2 separate regions of the Homo sapiens genome follow, and region 1 is linked to region 2. The links are chromatin contacts, found by Hi-C or POLR2A ChIA-PET in ENCODE. All regions are on one chromosome and are shown on one strand. The core of a region is the stretch at or near the end of the contact, and the rest is flanking DNA. Distances in the headings are between cores, read along the strand shown.

Region 1 (7,371 bases), core at 3,750-6,249, 290 kb before region 2:
TCCCAGCTGAGAGCCGCACAGAGCCCCCACCAGCAGCCCCATTGTGCTCTCTGCAGCCCAGGCCCAGGCCCATCGTGTCTGTGACCAGATGCCAGAGGATGAGACCCTTCCTCAGGGCAGCCTCCTACCTCATCTCAGCCTTTAACTCTCTTTTTTTTTTTTTAATTATTATTATACTTTAAGTTTTAGGGTACATGTGCACAATGTGCAGGTTAGTTACATATGTATACATGTGCCATGCTAGTGTGCTGCACCCGCTAACTCATCATCTAGCATTAGGTATATCTCCCAATGCTATCCCTCCCCCCTCCCCCCACCACACAACAGTCCCCAGAGTGTGATGTTCCCCTTCCTGTGTCCATGTTTTCTCATTGTTCAATTCCCACCTATGAGTGAGAATATGCGGTGTTTGGTTTTTTGTTCTTGCAATAGTTTACTGAGAATGATAATTTCCAATTTCATCCATGTCCCTACAAAGGACATGAACTCATCCTTTTTTATGGCTGCATAGTATTCCATGGTGTATATGTGCCACGTTTTCTTAATCCAGTCTATCATTGTTGGACATTTGGGTTGGTTCCAAGTCTTTGCTATTGTGAATAGTGCCACAATAAACATACGTGTGCATGTGTCTTTATAGCAGCATGATTTATAGTCCTTTGGGTATATACCCAGTAATGGAATGGCTGGGTCAAATGGTATTTCTAGTTCTAGCTCCCTGAAGAATCGCCACACTGACTTCCACAATGGTTGAACTAGTTTACAGTCCCACCAACAGTGTAAAAGTGTTCCTATTTCTCCACATCCTCTCCAGCACCTGTTGTTTCCTGACTTTTTAGTGATTGCCATTCTAACTGGTGTGAGATGGTATCTCATTGTGGTTTTGATTTGCATTTCTCTGATGGCCAGTGATGGTGAGCATTTTTTCGTATGTTTTTTGGCTGCATAAATGCCTTCTTCTGAGAAGTGTCTGTTCATGTCCTTCGCCCACTTTTTGATGGGGTTTTTTGTTTTTTTCTTGTAAATTTGTTTGAGTTCATTGTAGATTCTGGATATTAGCCCCTTTGTCAGATGAGTAGGTTGTGAAAATTTTCTCCCATTTTGTAGGTTGCCTGTTCACTCTGATGGTAGTTTCTTTTGCTGTGCAGAAGCTCTTTAGTTTAATCAGATCCCATTTGTCAATTTTGGCTTTTGTTGCCATTGCTTTTGGTGTTTTAGACGTGAAGTCCTTGCCCATGCCTATGTCCTGAATGGTAATGCCTAGGTTTTCTTCTTAGGGTTTTTATGGTTTTAGGTCTAACATTTAAGTCTTTAATCCATCTTGAATTGATTTTTGTATAAGGTGTAAGGAAGGGATCCAGTTTCAGCTTTCTACATATGGCTAGCCAGTTTTCCCAGCACCATTTATTAAATAGGGAATCCTTTCCCCATTGCTTGTTTTTCTCAGGTTTGTCAAAGATCAGATAGTTGTAGATATGCGGCGTTATTTCTGAGGGCTCTGTTCTGTTCCATTGATCTATATCTCTGTTTTGGTACCAGTACCATACTGTTTTGGTTACTGTAGCCTTGTAGTATAGTTTGAAGTCAGGTAGTGTGATGCCTCCAGCTTTGTTCTTTTGGCTTAGGATTGACTTGGCGATGCGGGCTCTTTTTTGGTTCCATATGAACTTTAAAATAGTTTTTTCCAATTCTGTGAAGAAAGTCATTGGTAGCTTGATGGGGATGGCATTGAATCTATAAATTACCTTGGGCAGTATGGCCATTTTCATGATATTGATTCTTCCTACCCATGAGCATGGAATATTTGGGCTTCCTCTGTGAAAACACAACACATAATTCTTCCCATTTTATAAGGAGTCCGCAGGAGAAGGTTGTCTCATATACAAACTGTGCATGAAATAAAGTACATTTGCTGAGAACAAGGACAGTTCAGCCATGCACCCACTTCCCCACAAACTCATGAAGCCATGTTTCTCTCCCTACTTGATTCTTCAGGAGATCACACATAGAGAGCAGGGTGAGCATTTGGGAGGATCCTTTAACCTGACTGAGTGCTTCACTGAATGCTCTAGTAACTGAGGAGAGAAACGGGTTGGAAGGAGAAGCTATTTGAGGGGATGGAAAAGAGAAACAGTGGCCTCAGGCATCTTTTGTAGTAAGGGGTAAGAGAGGCTGAAGAACGAAGAGGGAATGTGAGTGACAACTTTCAAGAAAAGATGAAAAATACCCATGGCTTTTCTTCTAGAAATATTTTGGTGATTGTCTAAGGAGGTCACAGAGAAGAAGGAAGTGGAATGAAAGGGAGAGAAACAGGAGAACTGAGAAGGGAAGTTGTGAGTTTGAGATGGGGAAGCAGAGAGGGTGAGGAGGGTCCATGCTTGGGAAAAGACTGGAGAAGAAGCCAGTGCAGAAATTGGGCAGGAGCCAGCAGGGATGTTGGATCAAGAGGAGGTTTGAGTTGTGTTTGCATTCATTTCTATTTCTTAAAAAAAAAAAAATAGAACCTCTCCCAACTTCCCATCTGCCCTCTGTGATCAGCTCCCTGCCTGGAATTGGGGATTTCTCTTTGATCATAATCCTTTAGCTCCCTCTCAGATAAATTTCTATTTGGTTTCTGTCTGAAAGTGGCTTCCCTTATTTCCCACCATTCTTATGAATATGGTAATATTAAAACATGTATGTGGATCTTTGGAAGAAGGGGCCTTCTAGAAACGCAGAATTTCAGTCCACAGTCCAGACCCACTGATCAGAATCCACATTATCCAGGATCCCACATGATCCATGTGCACATTCAAGTCTGAGCAGCTCTGGGCTGATCCAGGGAGGAAGGCGCTGGTGGGTTTGGTGATAGGTGGTTCCTCATGCCCCAGTCTGTTCTGCGTCCTGCCCACATGTCCAGCAAACTCACACTGTTGTACATGATGCTCTGGGCATGCTGCATTTGTGACTTCCCAAACAATATGTAGGTGTCTCCCCCTGCACTCTCAAATCCACAGAGATGACCAGGAGTGTTTTGTTAATAACAAGGTGATCTTCCCACCTTCACATCTTGATACTAGTGAACAAGTGGAATTATGTAAAAGCTACAATTTTCCATTAGATCTCATAATGTTAATATTATTATTCAGTTCTCATATATTTAGGGATTTTTAAGACACAAGGATTTCTTATCTTAACCTTAAATTACAAGCATATTTATAAAGTTAGAAATATGAGCACAGATATAATCATATTCATGGAAAAACTGGTTGCCAAAATGAAAGAAGTACAATCAATTTCAGAAGTATTGTGTAATTTATTGTCTGGTGTATTGGTTTCCTAGAACTGCTGTCAGAATGTATTAAACACAAGTTTGGTTAAGATAACACAAATGTATTGTCTCACAGTTCTGGAGGCTAGCCTCCCAAAATTCATAGAAAGGGCAATGTTTCCATATATACCTGAGGGGAGATCCTTCCTTCCCTCTTTCTGGCTGCTGGTGGTTTGCCAGCAATCTTTAGTGCTCCTTATCTTGCAGCTGTGTAAATTCAATCTCTGCCTTCGTCGTCACACGGCATTCTCTCTGTGTCTTCCAATCTCCTTACTACCATCATCTTATAAGGACACCAGGCACATTGGATCAAGAGGCCACCTCGCTCTAGGATGGCTTCATCCTAAGAATTACATAAGCAATAACACTATTTTAAAAATAAGGTCACATTTAGAAGTACTGGGGGTTAGACCTTCAAAATATTTTCCTAGGTGGATACTTTCTTATATAACATTAGAGAAGAGAATCCCTCTTAACACTTTTATAATTTTTAATGCTTAAAAAGCTATGAAATACACACTATTAACATAGAACATGAAATAAACTTTATTAATATAATTTCCTCTCTTAGCTTTTAATAGGCAAAACAACAACAAAATCTTTTGAGATCCATCTTTCTGGATGAAGTGTGTTTGACCTTAGTCTTTAGAGTTGATCTCACTATTACTGTTCTGTTTGGAATATAAACATAAATTCTTCTTTTTGGGAATCTGCATCTCCCAAATGATTCACAAATATTTTCCACTTTAAAATTCAAACAGATACAGGAATCAATTTACACCCCTCCACCCACCTTTCTCTCTACGGATAGTTAAAATTTAGGTGTCCTTGAGAGCTCAGGTGTCTGGCCACGTGATCCTGATATCCTACGTTCATGTTTGTACCCCGGATCAGCCAAAAGCTCGTTCATGTCCTGCTTCCCCATCTGGGTCTCTCACTGTGCTAAGGACCACTGTGGTGTAGCCCACAGTATACTCAGCCTCATCCTCAGGCTGGGCCCCTTGAGGGGTCAGGGCAGCTTTCCCCCAGGAGGGAGCCAGAGAATCAAGTGGGCATCCAGGGGTGTTTGTTATCTGTGTTACACATCAATGTCCTGAGGACTTGACCAGGCTTCTGCTGAATTCAGTGCTGTGGTGCTGAAGCCACACATGAGAATAAGTCTCTCTCTTTAGGACACAGTCAGTGAGGGCTCCTGAGTCACCACAGCCTGAGAACTGAACCAAGAAACTAAAACAGATACATGTTATGTGTGAGGAATCACAGCAGACAGATCCCTCCAAAGTCCTGTCTTTGAAATCTACATGAACCTGGGCAGTGAGGAGGGAGAGAGGGGAGGATAGACATCCAAGCTATGGTGTGGACTTTCCAAGGATCCCCAGAACCCCCGGCTACTTCTGGACCCTGGGACAGTTCCTCTAACTCCTCGTCACCTCCCCGGGTAGATGTGTGTTTGGTTAGGACATTATGCAAACATGGGGCCTCTACCAAAACCACCGGCTCCCTAAGTTCTGAGTGCTCAGCCAGGCAGCAGCCGCTCTGTCAGGGAGGATGGGCTGCTGGGAACTCTGAGTTTGCCCTTTGGGAGAAAGCACCTGCTCTAAACCCCAATTCGGGCCAGTGAGTATGGACCCAGGAGCCATAAATGAGAGCCCCGGGAGTTCATTTCCGGCCTTGCTCACCTCTGAGAAGATCCACAGCTCCCTCTGCTGGGCTTAGATGGCTATTGTTTGTACTTTCTTCCCTACTTAACGGTAAATAATTCCTCTAATGCCTGAACTTTAATTTCACTGTTACCTGTTCCAGAGTCCCTCCAGACTGTTCTTTTTAATTTATTGCATTTTTCTGTTTTCTAATTTTAATTTGGTTTGTTTCTATGACTTATTTTTCTTTTCGGGATTTGCTTCTTTTCCACTTGTTTCAAGAATGTCCCCTCTGACACAAGTTTACCTACGTAACATACCTGCACATGAACCCCTGAACCTAAAACTTCAAAAAATAATGTCTAAAATTGCTCACTGAAGGAATTGTATAATTACTCCTTAATTAATCTCAGTTACATAACATCAGCACCTAAATTATTTCAGTATTGGTGTCTATCAATTGTCTTTTCTCATTTAAGTTGTGTTCTTCTGGTTCTTCATATGGAAAGTTATTTTACTGTATCCTAGATATTGTGGATATTATAAGACTTTCTACAAGTTTATCAAGACACATGAAATAGTGCTTGTTTTTGTTTTATTGCTTTTTTTTTACTTTGTCATTAAGAGGAAAAATGACACACATTCCCCTTTGTATGCATTTAATTTCACATTTTGCAATCAATCAAATCATATGGGAAATGAGTTACCCTGTAGTCTGCTTTGCATCTGCTGAAATATTCCTGAAGCCTCTTATGTCTCTCATCCTCTATCTTAGCCATTTTCTTTGAAGTTCACCAAATATGCCAAAGTGTTGCTTATAACTTGAGGAAGAAGAAATTCACCTTTGATCTCAAGTGACTGCCATGATTGATAGAAAAAGTGCTTGTGATGATCCCATTGGGGGCCTGAAGAATAAATGATCTGAGTCTACAGTGGTTGAAAACCAGACTCCAAAAACAAGAAATTTGCTTCAGAAGCATAGGACTGAGGCTTGATCCAAGGGTTTGAGTGTAGTTTCCCACTTGTATTTTTGTATTTGTCCCTGTGGTGATATTTCAGATCACCACACCGAGCATGTAACACTGGGCCTCATTCTTGGTCTAGTCCTCATTATAACCAGAGTGGCTTTTTCTTCATGAAGAGAACCAGGGGATTGTGCAGGGGTCCCAGGACCTGACTGCTTGTGCCCACCATTGCCCTGGGGACATTGCCAGATGTTCTGTTGGGCCCAGCTGTCGAGATGCTCTGATGACAGCCCCAATTTTGGAGCCATAGGTGAAGGTGACTGCCCCTCCAGGAGTTGTGGAAAGTGAATGTTCCTGTGTCACCACAACCTGGGAAGTAACTCCTGAACCCAGAGAAAGGAAAGAGATGTCATCAGGACAGGAGAAAAAAATCCCAGAGCATACAGACACCCAGTAGTTTCTAAGTAAATATGTTTATTACTAAAAAAAATCATTGAGCCAACAAAACACATATAAATATCTACCTGCCTCTATTTTGTGAGTTAAAAAAAATAAGATATGATTTCAGTGTTCTTTGTTTCTTTGGACTATAGTTACCATCCAAATTCTCAGCCAGGAACAGCCTAGAAACATCCTAGTTTCTGGGAGTCAGCCTAGAAACATTTGGGAGTCAGCCTAGAAACATCCATATCCTTCATGCACAAAGTCCAAGTCCTCTCCATGCCAAATGTATTTTATGACATAAAGGTATCACGAAGCTGCTTTCTGCTCTTCATTCCAACTCTAACTAACCTAGAGCCACCCACCATCATCTCCCCATGATGGTACCAGCGCCCCCAGCTTGTCTTCCTGTCCCAGATCTTCCCCATTTCATTCTCATTACAGCTGGAGACTCACTGACCAAAGGCCATGTGAGCTTGTCCCTGCCACCTCACAGTCCTTCAGTGACTCTGTGAGCCCTTCTCGGGGGCTCATTCTACTGATCTGCCTCAGCCTGCCTCTCAAGCTCACAGCTTCCCTTCAAGGAGCTCCTCCTGGCCCCTTCCTTGATCCAATGACCTTAGGCTCAGGCTAAAGTCACTTTTCTCACTGACTGTAATGACCAGTGTCTCCTTCTATGGATTCTCACCTCTGATGAGATGTTCCAACACTCCCCCTCCACCTATCTCACTCCTGCTCATTCTGAAAGTCACACATGAGACTCTACTCCTGTGGATTAGGCCTCTTTGGCCAAATCCCCACTCACCCTCACTTCCACACCCACATGGACCATCCCCCTCATGGGTTTTCTGTTCTTTATGTCTTCCCTCTCAGCTCCTGTTCAGTGGCTGATGACAGCATGCAAAGACAGAGCCAAAGAGGCACAGTTGTTACATCTCTGTTTCATGTTTTCAGTTAGGAAAATATAATTCTGTCAGATGAAAATTTACTCATACAACATCTGGGGCCTCTATGT
Region 2 (6,504 bases), core at 4,005-6,504:
TGCCCAGTCTCAAACTCCTGAGCTCAAACAATCCTCCTGCCTCAGCCTCCCAAAGTGCTGGGATTACACACATGAGCTACCACACCTGGCCTGGAGATCAGACTTTAGGTAGTAAAGATTTCTGAACTATTAAAGAAACAGAATTTATAGTTCATAATTGATTGGATGGGGTACAGGGTAAGGCTTGAGGTAAAATGTGTTGTTAAAGATTATAGTGAACTCTCCAACTTAAGTGTCTGGGTGAAGGTGATGCTATCCACAGATACAAGATAAACAACAGGTTTAGGTGAGGTAGGTAACAGATAACATTTAGTGGGTACATAACATAATATGTGTCAGGCTCTTCACATATGTTGTCTTATGTACTCTGTCCAACAGACTTATGTGAGGTAGGCATTATTGTGATCCCATTTTAAGTCTGAGGAAAATGAGGACAAGGTCACACAGCTGGTAAGCAGAGCAGCCAAGATTCAAACAGTCTCAGCACAGAACTCATGCAGTTAACCAATGGTGGTTTAAATTTGTGGCACTGAAACACCTGTGGGATGTCACATGGAGCTGTCCTGTGTGCAGGTGGACATGCTGACCTGGAATTCAGGAGAGATCTTCTGAGCAATAAAGATCCAGGAAATGAGGGGCACGGTGGCTCACACCTGTATTCTTAGCACTTTGGGAGGCCGAGGTGGGCAGATCACGAGGTCAGGAGTTTGAGACCAGCCTGGCCAATATGGTGAAACCCCGCCTCTACTAAAAGTACAAAAAATAAATTAGCTGGGCGTGGTGGTGCATGCCTGTAATCCCAGCTACTCGGGAGGCTGAGGCAGAAAAATTGCTTGAACCTGGGAGGTGGAGGTTGCCGTGAGCCGAGATCACCCTACCACACTCCAGCCTGGGCAACAGAGTGAGACTCTGTCTCAAAAAAAAAAAAAAAAGATCTGGGAGGAAGGAGGTGCATACCAATAGTCCCAGTTACTTGGGAGGCTGAAGTAGGAGAATGGTTTGAGGCCAGGAGTTCAAAACCAGCCTGGGCAACAAGTGAGACCCCGTCTCTCTCTATTTTTTTTTTTTTTTTGAGATGGAGTCTCACTCTGTTACTCAGGCTAGAGTGCAGTGGTGTGATCTCTGCTCACTGCAACCTCCACCTCCTGAGTTCAAGAGACCTTCCCGCCTCAGCCTCCCAAGTAGCTGGGATTACAGGTATGAGCCACCATGCCTAACTAATTTTTCTGTATTTTTAGTAGAGACAGGGTTTTGTCATGTTGGCCAGGCTTATCTCAAACTCCTGACCTCAGGTGATCCGCCCACCTCGGCCTCCCAAAGTGCTGAATTATGGGCGTGGGCCACCGCGCCTGGCCCCCGTCTCCTTTTATATATAATTTTCCAAAAAAAAAAAAAAAAAAAAAAGATCTAGGAGGAATTAAGGCACTGGAGTGAATGAAATCATCTATGAAGGGTCAAAATCTACCCCTTCAAAGTGTTGTCAATCTTGTTCTATTTTCCTTTGTCTTTTAAGTGTTGCAGAGGAGAAATCTGAAGAAAGCCAGTTTTTAGCTTTTTTTTTGAGATGGAGTCTCGTTCTTGCCACCATCTATGAATCTATGAAGGGTCGAAACCTACCCCTTCAAAGTGTTGTCAATCTTGTTCTATTTTCCTTTGGCTTTTAAGTGTTGCAGAGGAAAAATCTGAATAAAGCCAGTTTTTAGCTTTTTTTTTTTTTAAATGGAGTCTCGTTCTTATCACCCAGACTGGAGTGCAATGGTGCAATCTCGGCTCACTGCAACCTATGCCTTCCGGGTTCAAGCGATTCTCCTGCCTTAGCCTCCCAAGTAGCTAGGATTACAGGTGCCAGCCATCATGCTCGGCTAATTTTTGTATTTTCAGTAGAGACAAGGTTTTACCACGTTGGCCAGGCTGGTCTCGAACTCCTGACCTCAGGTGATCCACCCGCCTCAGCCTCCCAAAGTGCTGGGATTACAGGTGTGAGCCACCTCGCCCAGCCATCTTTTTTTCCCCCGGAGACGGAATCTCACTCTGTTGCCCAGACTGGAGTGCAGTGGCACGATCTCGGCTCACTGCAACCTCCACCTCCTGGATTCAAGCAATTCTCCTGCCTCAGCCTCCCAAGAAGCTGGAATTACAGGCACACACCACCACACCCAGCTAATTTTTGTATTTTTAGAAGAGATGGGGTTTCGCCATGTTGGCCAGGCTGGTCTAGAACTCCTGACCTCATGATCCGCCCGCCTCGGCCTCCCAAAGTGCTGGGATTACAGGCACGAGCCACCGTGCCTGCTGGCCAGCTTTTTTATAAATAACATTTTTTTCCCTAATTGGGTCTATTAGTGTCTGTTCTTTATCCCTGAAACTTAATGATTTTCCCAGATTATGTGTTGTTGGTTTCTTCTTAATTTTTCTCAATCTCAGTGAACCCACTCTATTTCCCACCTCCACCTCAGACCTTTTTGCAACCTAAGGAAACTTTTCTCCTATTGTAATTTTGATTATTCGCTCTAACCGATTTGCTCTGTCTTCCTGTGGGGATGCCTAGAGTTAGAATCCCTAGATGCTGTCCATCCCCATTATCTTCTCTTACAGGATTCCATCACTTTGTTCTATATTCTTGAAAATTTTCTCATGTTTATCTTCTATATTGCTGATGTACTCTTCTGCATCAAGTCTACTTTTTTTTTTTTTTTTTTTGAGACGGAGTCTTGCTCTGTCACCCAGGTTGGAGTGCAGTGGCGTGACCTCGGCTCACTGCAAGCTCCGCCTCCCGGGTTGACGCCATTCTCCTGTCTCAGCCTCCGGAGTAGGTGGGACTACAGGCACTCGCCACCACGCCCGGCTAATTTTTTTTTTTTTTTTTTTTGTATTTTTAGTAGAGACGAGGTTTCACCATGTTAGCCAGGATGGTCTCGATCTCCTGACCTTGTGATCCGCCCATCTCGGCCTCCCAAAGTGCTGGGATTACAAGCGTGAGCCACCGCACCCGGCCTCTTTTTTTTTTTTTTTTTTGAGACGGAGTCTCACTCTGTGGCCCAGGCTGGAGTGCAGTGGCGCGATCTCAGCTCACTGTAACCTCTGCCTCCCGAGTTCAAGCAATTCTCCTGCCTCAGCCTCCCGAGTAGCTGGGACTACAGGCACACCGGCAGGCCCAGCTAATTTTTTGTATCTTAGTAGAGACGGGGTTTCACCATGTTGCCCAGGCTGGTCCCCAGTTTCTGAGCTTGGGCAATCTGCCCTCCTCCGCCTCCCAAAGTGCTGGGATTACAGGCGTGAGCCACCGCGCCCGGCCGGTTATTGTGGTTTTAATTTCATGGTACTCCATTTATCTTGGCCTGTTTTTTAAAAAAATATGCAATGTCCTCTTTTGAGAATAAGAATTAGGTATTTTCTTTTTATTATTATTATTATACTTTAAGTTTTAGGGTACATGTGCACAATGTGCTGGTTAGTTACATATGTATACATGTGCCATGCTGGTGTGCTGCACCCATTAACTCAAGAATTAGGTATTTTCTAAAATTGGGTCCTGCTTCATGGGCTAAATATATTTTGAAGGAGTAAATTTTGGCTGGAGCAGTTTATTCCTTTTCTCATGTGTCACATCCTTTTTCCCCCACAGGATTTTTTGTTTGTTTGTTTCTCTGTTTTAGAGACAGGGTATTGCTGTGTTGCCCAGGCTAGTCTTGAATTCTTGGGCCCAAGTTGGGATTACAGGCGTGAGCCACCACACCAGCTTCCACCAGAGAGTTAAACAAACAAACAAACAAAAAACTTTGTTTATTCTCCTTTGAGATTGACTAATTAATCTTTGTTGATGTCTAGAAGTCAAGAGTTGATGGTTTTAAACTTGGAAGAGTTGAACAAAGAGGATATAGGGTCTGCCGCTCTTCCTTCTCCCTCCAAACATGGCAGGGGAAAAGGTTCAGAAGCAGTGCCTGGGTCATTGTCCGTCTCGTTGTCTTAGCTTTCCTTGGTATCCACCTGCTTCAGGACTCTAATTTTTATTTTTTCAACCTCTGTTGTTTGTGACTGTTTCTTAACCTGGTGTGTCTCTTTTTCTCTAAACCTCGATGTTTTGGTTTTAGTGACTCTATCTTTGCATTTCTATTTCATTACCTGCTCTGTCAGCATTTCTGCCTATCTGTACCAATCTCGGTCTGTCTCTGAACGCAAATGTATCTCTCATGTGTTTCGACCCACCACCCCCTAATCCCTTACTCTCTGCTTTGTCCTCCTGCCTCAGCCTCCCAAGTAGCTGGGATGACAGGCGCCCACCACTGCGCCCGGCTAATTTTTGTATTTTTAGTAGAGACAGGGTTTCGCCATGTTGGCCAGGCTGGTCTTGAACTCCTGACCTCGTGATCCGCCCGCCTCGGCCTCCCAAAGTGCTAGGATTACAGGCGTGAGCCACCTCGCCCGGACTTAATTTTTGTATTTTTAGTAGAGACCTGGTCTCAAACTCCTGACCTCAAGTGATCCGCCCGCCTCGGCCTCCCAAAGTGCTGGGATGATAGGCGTGAGACACCGCGCCCTCCCTTCTGCTTTGTACTTCTTCATCGTACTTATCACAACTTGAGCATTACACGTATTTGTCTGTCTCCTCTCTCTAAAAGGTAACTTCTATAAGGGTGGATCCCCAGGAACATGGAGTGTGCTCAACAAACATCTGAACTAACCTGATTGGCGTATCCTCTCAGTGTCTCCTTTTAGTCTCGACAATTGTGTTTCACACTTTCTCAGTATGCAAATATCTTTCTCGGTCTGGGTCATGCCTTTCGGTTTCTGCCCCAGTGCAGAGGCCTCTAAGTTTATCAGCGTGTGGACCACAGATTCGCAGAGGCCTGAGCTGCGGCGCTGCCGGGATATGGCGCGTCGTCGGGCCTCAAGCACAGCCCGGGGTCCCTCGCTGGCTCTGTTCGGACCCTGCTCGGTCGCTCGCCTGGGCCCCAGCCATCTCTCACTTCAGCCCATGAGTTCTGCCCCACGTCTGTCTCCCTGGGTGTCTTAAGAGACGCGACCCGCACCGACGCCCCCGCGAATGCACCGCGAATGCACGTGACCGCGCCTAGTGGCGCCCCCTCAGTCAACGCCGTCGCAGTGCCCCTCCCGAAGCCCGCCGCTTCCGCCGGCCCGCGCGGCCCCGCCCCCAGCCGCGAGGAACCAATCCGCATGCACACTTCTTGTCCCCGCCCCGGCACCCTCCTCGGCGCGCGCCCCTCCCTCCGCCCGCCCGCCGGCCCGCCCGTCAGTCTGGCAGGCAGGCAGGCAATCGGTCCGAGTGGCTGTCGGCTCTTCAGCTCTCCCGCTCGGCGTCTTCCTTCCTCCTCCCGGTCAGCGTCGGCGGCTGCACCGGCGGCGGCGCAGTCCCTGCGGGAGGGGCGACAAGAGCTGAGCGGCGGCCGCCGAGCGTCGAGCTCAGCGCGGCGGAGGCGGCGGCGGCCCGGCAGCCAACATGGCGGCGGCGGCGGCGGCGGGCGCGGGCCCGGAGATGGTCCGCGGGCAGGTGTTCGACGTGGGGCCGCGCTACACCAACCTCTCGTACATCGGCGAGGGCGCCTACGGCATGGTGTGGTGAGTGTCCGCGACCGGCCACGCCCGGCCCCCCCACCGCCCGGGGCCGCAGCGGACGCAGCCTCGGCCTCGCCCGCGCCTCGGCCTCAGGCGCCGCGGCGACCTCGAACCCGGACTTCACCGCGGTCCGCGCGCCAGGGCTCGGGCGCGGCCCCGGGCCGGTTGAGGTTTAGGTGTTGTTGCTCGCGGTTCCCGGGCCTTCGGTCGCTCGGGAAGGGGCTCAGGGAGTGGCGCGGGGGGCGTAGGCCGGTACTAGTGGACCCTTGGCCCCGGGCGCAGCGCGGCCTTTAAAGTCTGGACCCTCGGGAAGGCAACGGAAGGGTCCCCACCCCTCAATTTGCTAGTATCATGGCCTTCTTTTGGACTTTCGATTGTAAAACTGTGAATTCCATCAGATGCTTGTCGGTGTTGGCGGCGGTGGCTGCTGAGGTCCTGAAAGCGTTTTGCCTCCGCGTGTGTGCAGAACACCGAAATAATCGTTTTTCTCTCTTCGCCTCTGTTTGCAGCCAACGGCTTTCATTAAATATCCTCAGCGGTGCTAATGGTGGTCTCCGCGCAGGCTTTCTAAAATGGATTACTGACGCCAGTGTTGGTGGCATATTTCCGTCTTGAAGTTTTTACTTCTAAGTGGATTTTAATATCGTACTGCTGGCGTTTCAGGAAGGATAAACTAACATTACTCTCTTGATTTGTTAAAGATCCGTTTAGAGTTGGGCCTAATTTGACTTTTTTTTTAGCCCCCAAGTGAGCTCTTTTACCAGCATAAATGCTCCCAGATGTTTTAGCCCAATTGCTATGGACTCCTGTTAATGATTTAGTGGTCATTATGTATGCAGCCTTAATGGAGTTCTTGCAGAATCACACGTAGACTCCCTCATCTTGATTCAGGTCCCTTAGAAAAGTGAAATGATAGTGACGGTTTTTTTT

What was found. Hi-C counts contacts between places; a loop is a spot of excess contacts on that map. ChIA-PET counts read pairs that join two places held with the same protein, here RNA polymerase II (POLR2A). Pooled maps may share reads with other maps.
Region 1: a loop to region 2 is called in a pooled map, with 2.7 times the contacts of the local background. The contact joins the enhancer-like site here to the promoter of MAPK1 in region 2. A Hi-C loop is called at or near these places in 1 of 37 single-sample maps with no recorded cell type and 4 of 50 pooled maps. POLR2A ChIA-PET finds 5 or more read pairs at or near these places in 2 of 52 experiments (activated B cell and activated T-cell).

Annotation. Positions count from the first base shown.
Region 1 is chr22:22,154,544-22,161,914 of GRCh38, reverse strand. It overlaps IGL. Among named protein-coding and RNA genes, the nearest start is that of VPREB1, 87 kb to the left of the region's middle. RefSeq lists an enhancer at 4,838-4,997 and a silencer at 6,107-6,249. Within about 2 kb of position 4,999, at least 7 of the 41 ENCODE cell types and tissues checked have a DNase peak (open chromatin) inside an H3K27ac peak, as active enhancers do.
Region 2 is chr22:21,866,395-21,872,898 of GRCh38, reverse strand. It overlaps MAPK1 (mitogen-activated protein kinase 1), which reads left to right and starts at 5,254. Exons shown (of 9, transcript NM_002745.5): 1 at 5,254-5,577. The coding sequence starts at 5,459. RefSeq lists a silencer at 5,084-5,323.